Regions from separate parts of the Homo sapiens genome. Here region 2 is linked to region 1. A link is a contact called in ENCODE Hi-C or POLR2A ChIA-PET data. All regions are on one chromosome and are shown on one strand. The core of a region is the stretch at or near the end of the contact, and the rest is flanking DNA. Distances in the headings are between cores, read along the strand shown. Region 1 holds the start of ARIH2 (ariadne RBR E3 ubiquitin protein ligase 2). Region 2 holds the start of ABHD14A (abhydrolase domain containing 14A).

Region 1 (3,486 bases), core at 667-3,166:
GATCTCCTGACCTCGTGATCCGCCCGCCTCGGCCTCCCAAAGTGAGGAGGATTATTTGAGTCCAGGAGATTGCAGCGAGCCATGATCACGCCACTGCCCTCCAACCAGCCTGGGTGTAATCCCAGCTGTAATCCCAGCTACTCGGGAGGCTAAGGCAGAACTGCTTGATCTGGGAGATGGAGGCTGCAGTGAACCGAGACTGCACCACTGCACTCCAGCCTGGGCAACACAGTGAGACTCCGTGTCAAAAAAAAAAAAAAAAAAAGAAATTGCTCACAGGCTTCTCACCAACCAAATATTTAGGTGGGGAAAACTCCAGGCTCCTCCAAAAAAAAAAGAGAGAGAACTCCATTTCATACTAAATGTTCTAGGTGCACATTTAAATGAAAATTTAATTTTTAATCATCTCAAAGTTAAATATCCGAATTCTACTTGAAAAAGTGGGCCGGGCACTTTTTCAAAAAAAATTTTTTTAAAGGTCATGCACAGTGGCTCACGCCTGTAATCCCAGCACTTTAGGAGGTCAAACCGGGAGGATAGCTTGAGCCCAGCAGTTCAAGACCAGCTTAGGCAACCTATTAAGATCACGTATCCACAAAAAATTTTACAAATTAGCCAGGTGTGGTGGTACGTGCCTGTGGTCCCAGCTACTTAGGAGGCTAAGAAAGGAGGATCACTTGAGCCCAGAAAGTCGGGGCTGCAGTTAGCTGTGATCGCCGCCACTGCACTCCAGCCTGGTGACAGCAACTTTGTCCCGCCCACCAAAAAAAAAAAAAAAAAAAATTTCCTCCAGAGCCAAAGTCACATGTTCAGGGGACCTAACAACCAACCATCCTGGGCTTGCCCACCACGCACAGAACACGTAAGTTTTAGTGAGTCTGAAGACGTTTACTCCAGATATGATCACTAGCGCTGAATTCAGGTCATTTACTAACTACACCTCCGAAGAAAAACGACTTGGCACAAAACTAGAAATCAGCAATTTCGTTTCAAAATCCTACACTTTGTATCTGTCTTTTCTAATACGGTGACCACTAGCCACATGTGGTTATTTAAATTTAATTACACTTAAAAAGTAAGTAAAATTTAAAATTTAGTTTCTCAGGTGCACTAGCCTACAGGTCAAATGCTTAACGGCCACGTGTGGCTAGTAGCTACCATGCTGAACAGCAAAGGTAAAGAACATGTCGCTATGACAGAAAGTTCTATGGGACCAGGCAATGAACAGTACTAAGGAGAAGTCATCCAAGAACGCGGCTGCCCAACCAGCTTCTGGCGAGGCGGCGGCACAGCTCCGGGGCCGCACATCCCTAGGGGCGCCGCGGGCTCCGGGATATTCGCGCGGACGCGGAGCCCGCGAGCTGGGGATACCCTCCACAGGCGGGCGTTAAACCGCGCGGGCAGCGCTGCGAGAGCTCCCAAAGATGACTCGAGTGGTGAGCCCCGAGGCGGCGCGTTTCCCCGCCGCGCCAGACAGGGAGAGAGGGCCTAGATGTGCCGGCGCCGGTTGGTCAGAGGCGGTGGCCTCTGACCTTTCCGAGAGCTGAGAAGGCGGCGGGAGGAAAAAAGGCAGACACACGCTGGGCGCCCGGCCGCTGACGGCGGGTAATGCTCGGACAACGTGCCGGCGACGGGGAGCGCCCGGGCCTCCCGGGCGACGGCGAAGGCGGAGTCCCGGCCCGGCCAGGGAGGCGCGCGGAGAGGCCCCCCCAGCGGCCAGCCAAGGTAAACAAGGCCGTGACGTGCGCCGCGCACTTACCGGGAGCTGCGGCCTCGCGGCCGCTGAGCCCGAACAAGCCAGACCGGGTCAGGCCGGGCCAGAGGGACCGGATTGGGGCGAAGCGGCAGCGGAGGCGGCGGGCCGACGCCGGTCAAGCCCGCGCTGCTTCCTCCAGAAGAGTCGTCCCCACAGCTCCGGAAGTGCTTGGCGCCGTTGCGTCACTTCCGGATCGGGGTCGACCCACGGTCGCTCGGGTCGCGACAGGCTCCCGGCTAGAGGGCCTGTTTAGCGCCGCCTCCTTGAAACTTAGCGCTCTGACCCAGAGTCTGACCAGGGTACGGCAGGCGCCGACCGCGTCTGGAGCCACTATTCGCCTACCAGCGTCTCCCGTCGAGATGTTTTTAACCAGCGCGTTTCTCACCGGCTTCTCATTTCACTGTTTGTACTCCGGGATCGGGCACGGAGAAGACATCCTGGCGTCAGTGGAGCAGATAACCATTGTTTCTCGGCCGCTATCTGGTCAGAGGGGAGCTGGGCCGGGAAATTCTGCCTACACCCCGAGGCGGTCGCAGGGTGGCCCCAGAGCCGCAACCACACCAGGCTTTCGCTTCCCCTGCCGAGGCCTCGTTCGCCGCGCAGTTCTCCGACTTACGGTCACCGTGCAAGATTGCATCTTAACTGCCTTGCTTGCAGTTTCTTTTCACAGTATAGGAGTTGTCATCATGACTTCCAGTTACCTTCTGGGACCGGTTGTCAAATGATGTGGCTAGAGACGGAGGCTCACTCAGATTGTTGCTGCACCACAATGGAAATGCCAGTATGAAGCCGCTGATGTTAGGAAGGCTCCAGGTTGTGCAATTCCATAGACAACAAATCAAATCATTTCCAACCATACTGGAGTCGCGTATATACATATTCAAGACACCTGTGCAGGCCGGGCGCGGTGGCTCAAGCCTGTAATCCCAGCACTTTGGGAGGCCGAGGCGAGTGGATCACGAGGTCAGGAGATCGAGACCATCCTGGCTAACACGGTGAAACCCCGTCTGTACTAAAAGTACAAAAAAATTAGCCGGACGTGGTGGCGGGCGCCTGTAGTCCCAGCTACTCGGGAGGCTGAGGCAGGAGAATGGCGTGAACCCGGGAGGCGGAGCTTGCAGTGAGTCGAGATGGCGCCACTGCACTCCAGCCTGGGCGACAGAGCGAGACTCTGTCTCAAAATAAAATAAAATAAAATAAAAAATAAAACAAATAAAGACACCTGTGCTGGCTGGTCGCTGTGGCTCATGCCTGTAATCCCTGCACTTTGGGAAGCCGAGGTGGGAGGATCGCTTGAGCCCAAGAATTTGATGTAGTGAGACCCCCCTCCTTTCTACAAAAAAATTAAAAATTAGCTGGGCGAGGTGGCACACACCTGTGCATCCCAGCTACTCAGGGGGCTGAGGTGATATAGGATCGCTTGAGCCGAGGAGGTCGAGGCTGCAGAGTGCCAAGATCGCACCACTGCAGTCCAGCATCGGTGATAGAAGGAGACCCTGTCTCAAAACAACAATAACAAACCATACAATGTAGAAAGCCATTAAAAATCATGCCGCGTGGCCGGGCACCGTGGCTCACGCCTGTAATCCCAGCACGTTGGGAGGCCGGAGCCGGCAGATCACGAGGTCAGGAATTCGAGACTGGCCTGACCAGCATGGTGAAACCCTGTCTCTACTAAAAATTTACAAAATTTGCCGGGCGTGATGGTGGGCGCCTGTAGTCCCAGCTAC
Region 2 (3,448 bases), core at 187-2,686, 3.1 Mb before region 1:
TTTCACCATGTTGGCCAGGCTGTTCTCGAACTGCTGGCCTCGTGTTTCACCCGCCTCGGCCTCCCAGAGTGCTGGGATTACAGGCGTGAGCCACCGCGCCGGGCCAGCACATCTTTATTGAGTGCCAACTGGGCGCCTGCCCGAACTAGGAGCCGGGGGCCCGTCTTGGTTCCTATTCATCCCTCCGGGATGTTTTGGGGATGTTTCCTGAGCCCGCATCCCCAGGCTTCGGGGTCGGGGGGCTTGTGAGCCACAGCAGCAGCCGCCTTTCTGCTGTTTCTGGAAAACCAGGACCTAGTGGAGGAAGAGCGCGTTCCTCTTTTCTTCCAGACCACTAACAACCTCAGACGCGCGTCTCTAACTGGGCGTTAGTCCAGATTCCCACCGGGCGCGAGGGACATTTCCTTGCTGCCCACTCGGGGCGCCCCCGCGCTTCTCCAAAGCGGGAAGGGCGGGGCTTAGGCTGTTGCCTTGGCAACCGAGGGTGCCCGCAGTACTAGGAAATTGTAGTGGACCTGCAGCTGGCCGCCTGCGGGGGTTTGCGGGGGGCAGGGTAAACTGTGCCCGGGTTAGGTCATTGGAATATGCGTTGACAATGACACACAGGTGCACACACGCACAAATACGAGTCTTGCCCCCACACGCTTTTCTTTTGCACAAGCTATTCCCTGCATGTACATGCAGCCTCTTTGCACACACACTGGCCCGTGTGCAATTAATCCCTTGTAATGGTACCCTCTACATCACGCACACAGTCAGGCATCAGGAAGCCAGAGAGACTGATGGAGATGCACACTTTGAAAACCACAGGCTGATCCTCAGAAATACTCAAGCACGGTCATACACACAACCGTAAGACTACACATTCACACAAGAAAGGCACATGCACAGGAAAGCAGACACGCACACACACACAAACCCCCAGAAATGCACACACGCAGACAGGTAGACACATACCCTTAAAATCACACGCACACAGAAATACACTCGGAAGACATAACGCTGACACAAGCAGGCAGACATCAACGAACACACCCCCCCCCCAAAAATATAAGCGCGCAGAAACCCACTGACGGACACCATGCAGACACACAAGCGTACACATACACCCAGACCCCCAAGAACATATGCAGACCCTGCGCGCGCACACACATTACACGCGCGCACATGCACATTCGCGGCCCCAGCGTCTGCTTCTTCCGCGGGACTCTGCCCCGGGGCGCCGGGGCAAGGGGCGGGGTAAAGACGGCCCTCCCCTGGGCCACCGGCCGGCCTCCCTCCCCCGGGAGACTCACCGGGCCCAACGGGATGAGCGGGCGGGCCCCGCCCAGGCGGAACCAGCAGCCGCACAGCGCCCCGACCATGGCTGCCTCCGCAGCTCCGCGGGCCGCTCCGGCTCTAGGCGGCCAGGAGCGCGGCCATCTCGGCGCGCCTGCGCACTCCGCAGCCGCGGGCCTGCAACCCAGTTACCGAGTCGTCTGCGTGGAGGGGGTGCTGGGGGCAGAGCCCCAGCGCTCTCTGGCCCGCTCCCCGCCCAGATTTTCGGAACTGTTTTTGGCTTGAGAGCCGGCGGAGAGCCATGTGGCTTCTTCTCAGTGGAACATCTCCACCCTGGCTCAGTTCTCTGGCCTGTATAATGGAGTTAAGGATAAAACCCACCGCACAGGGTTGTCCTAGGTTCTTAAGGACGGGTCAAGCCTCAGAACAGTGTCCGGAGCAGAGGCCTCGTTGTGTAAATGCCAGATATTGTTATGCAGCAGCTCCAGGTCTTGGCCGACCCACTTTCCTGACTCCTACCCACTCCTCCCCACCCCCTCCCCGACGCACACCCACGGTCAGAGCCTGGGCTGGCCCTGGGCTCGTTCACGTCTACTCATGGCGCCTGCCCTGGTTGGCGATGTGTTACCAACGTCTGGCCTGTCCCAGCCCAAGGCTCCGCGTGGCGACCAGGCCCAGCACTGGGAGGCTGTGCAGAGCGTGGCGTTTACTGCTTATTGCTACTCTGCAGAGGTTGGCAACATCTGACCCGCTCTACTGGCAGGAAACAGGCTCGGGGGCATTGGGAAAACGATCAAGGCCACTTGGCTGGACACTGGCGGAGCCTCGCACTCAAACCTGTCGGGCCTCAACTCCGTGCCAGGCCAACAAGTTGCCCTGGGCAGTTCAAGCTGGGGATAAGGGGGATGGGGAGCAGGAAGACAGCAGCAAGGATGCGATCCCGAAGGAACTTTCCTCCTCAGACTGCTCCATGTCCATGTGGGGCAGGTCGCTGAAGAGTTCGAAACCGTGCTCAGCACCGCGTTTGGGGCATGTGAGACCGAGAGGCTTTGGGAAACTGACGCCGCTGTGAGAACGAGTTTAGCGGAGTCTATGGACGCTGCGAGCTTGTGGCCACAAGAGGGCGCCCCGGAGCACGGCCCAGTCCCCGCCCCCGCTGGATGGGGCCCGGCCTCTTCCCAGCGTTCCTCCTCCGGCCCCAGGTCACCGCCAGCACGCGCCTGCTTCCCGTCTGCGCGAGTCCACGCAGCTCCCCAGGTACCCGCCCTGCACTCCTGACCCTTTCTTCTCTCCAGTCAAAATCCAACCCCACCTACCCCAAGTCTTCCTTTCTCGGATCCCTGGGTCCCCTCCTTGGGAGTTGCCACCATTCCCTCCCGGTGCTCCCTTCCAGAGCTAGCGAGCCAGAACCGTAGTCCGCGGAAGCAACCTGACCGCGAGGTCAACGCGTTGGGCCCCAGGTGGCAGCGCGTTGAGCACCCCGCATCCCCGGCGGGTCGCCTTTCCCACTGGGCGCTTCGGTTTCCGCCTCTAGAAAATGGGCTTTCCGGTGTGGAAGCGCGCCTGTGGTTCCAGCTACTGGGGGTGAGCCGGGAGGATCACTTGAGCCCAGGAAGGTCAAGGCTGCAGTGATCCATGATTGCGCCACTGCACTCCAGCCTGGACGACAGAGCGAGACATCTTCTCTTAAAAAAAAAAAAAAGAAAAAAAAAAAAACCGAAGAAAATGGGCTTTTAGTTCCGGCGCGGTGGCTCACGCCTGTAATCCCAGCACTTTGGGAGGCCAAGGTGGGTGGATCACTTGAGGTCAGGAGTTCCGGACCAGCTCGGCCAACATGATGAAACCCCGTTTCTACTAAAAATATAAAAATTAGGCCGTGCACGGTGGCTCACGCCTGTAATCCCAGCACTTTGGGAGGCTGAGGCGGGCGGATCACGAGGTCAGGAGATCGAGACCACCCTGGCTAACACGGCGAAACCCCGTCTGTACTAAAAAAAAAAAAACAAAAAATTAGCCGGGCGTGGTGGCGCGTGCCTGTAGTCCCAGCTACCCGGGAGGCTGAGGCAGGAGAATGGCGTGAACCCGGGAGGCGGAGCTTGCAGTGAGCGGAGATGTGCCATTGCACTCCAGCCTGGGCGACAGAGCGAGACTCCGTCTCAAAAAAAAAAAA

The links. A loop is a pair of places that touch in the nucleus more often than their neighbours do. ChIA-PET counts read pairs that join two places held with the same protein, here RNA polymerase II (POLR2A). Pooled maps may share reads with other maps.
Region 2: a pooled map shows a loop between it and region 1 (5-fold over the local background). The contact joins the promoter of ABHD14A here to the promoter of ARIH2 in region 1. A Hi-C loop is called at or near these places in 2 of 50 pooled maps. POLR2A ChIA-PET finds 5 or more read pairs at or near these places in 2 of 52 experiments (GM10248 and activated T-cell).

Annotation. Positions count from the first base shown.
Region 1 is chr3:48,917,272-48,920,757 of GRCh38, reverse strand. ARIH2 (ariadne RBR E3 ubiquitin protein ligase 2) reads right to left here and starts at 1,916. Exons shown (of 16, transcript NM_006321.4): 1 at 1,760-1,916. ARIH2OS (ARIH2 opposite strand lncRNA) reads left to right here and starts at 1,373. Exons shown (of 1, transcript NR_161301.1): 1 at 1,373-2,970. RefSeq lists enhancers at 786-1,536, 1,537-2,288, 2,014-2,483, 2,289-3,039 and silencers at 1,594-1,673, 1,744-1,843.
Region 2 is chr3:51,973,052-51,976,499 of GRCh38, reverse strand. It overlaps ABHD14A (abhydrolase domain containing 14A), which reads right to left and starts at 1,436. Exons shown (of 5, transcript NM_015407.5): 1 at 1,296-1,436. The coding sequence starts at 1,364. ABHD14B (abhydrolase domain containing 14B) reads left to right here and starts at 2,451. Exons shown (of 4, transcript NM_001146314.2): 1 at 2,451-2,535. It overlaps ABHD14A-ACY1 (ABHD14A-ACY1 readthrough), which reads right to left and starts at 1,436. Exons shown (of 17, transcript NM_001316331.2): 1 at 1,296-1,436. RefSeq lists silencers at 233-527, 1,133-1,512, 2,343-2,512, 2,733-2,882 and enhancers at 2,113-2,292, 2,326-3,262.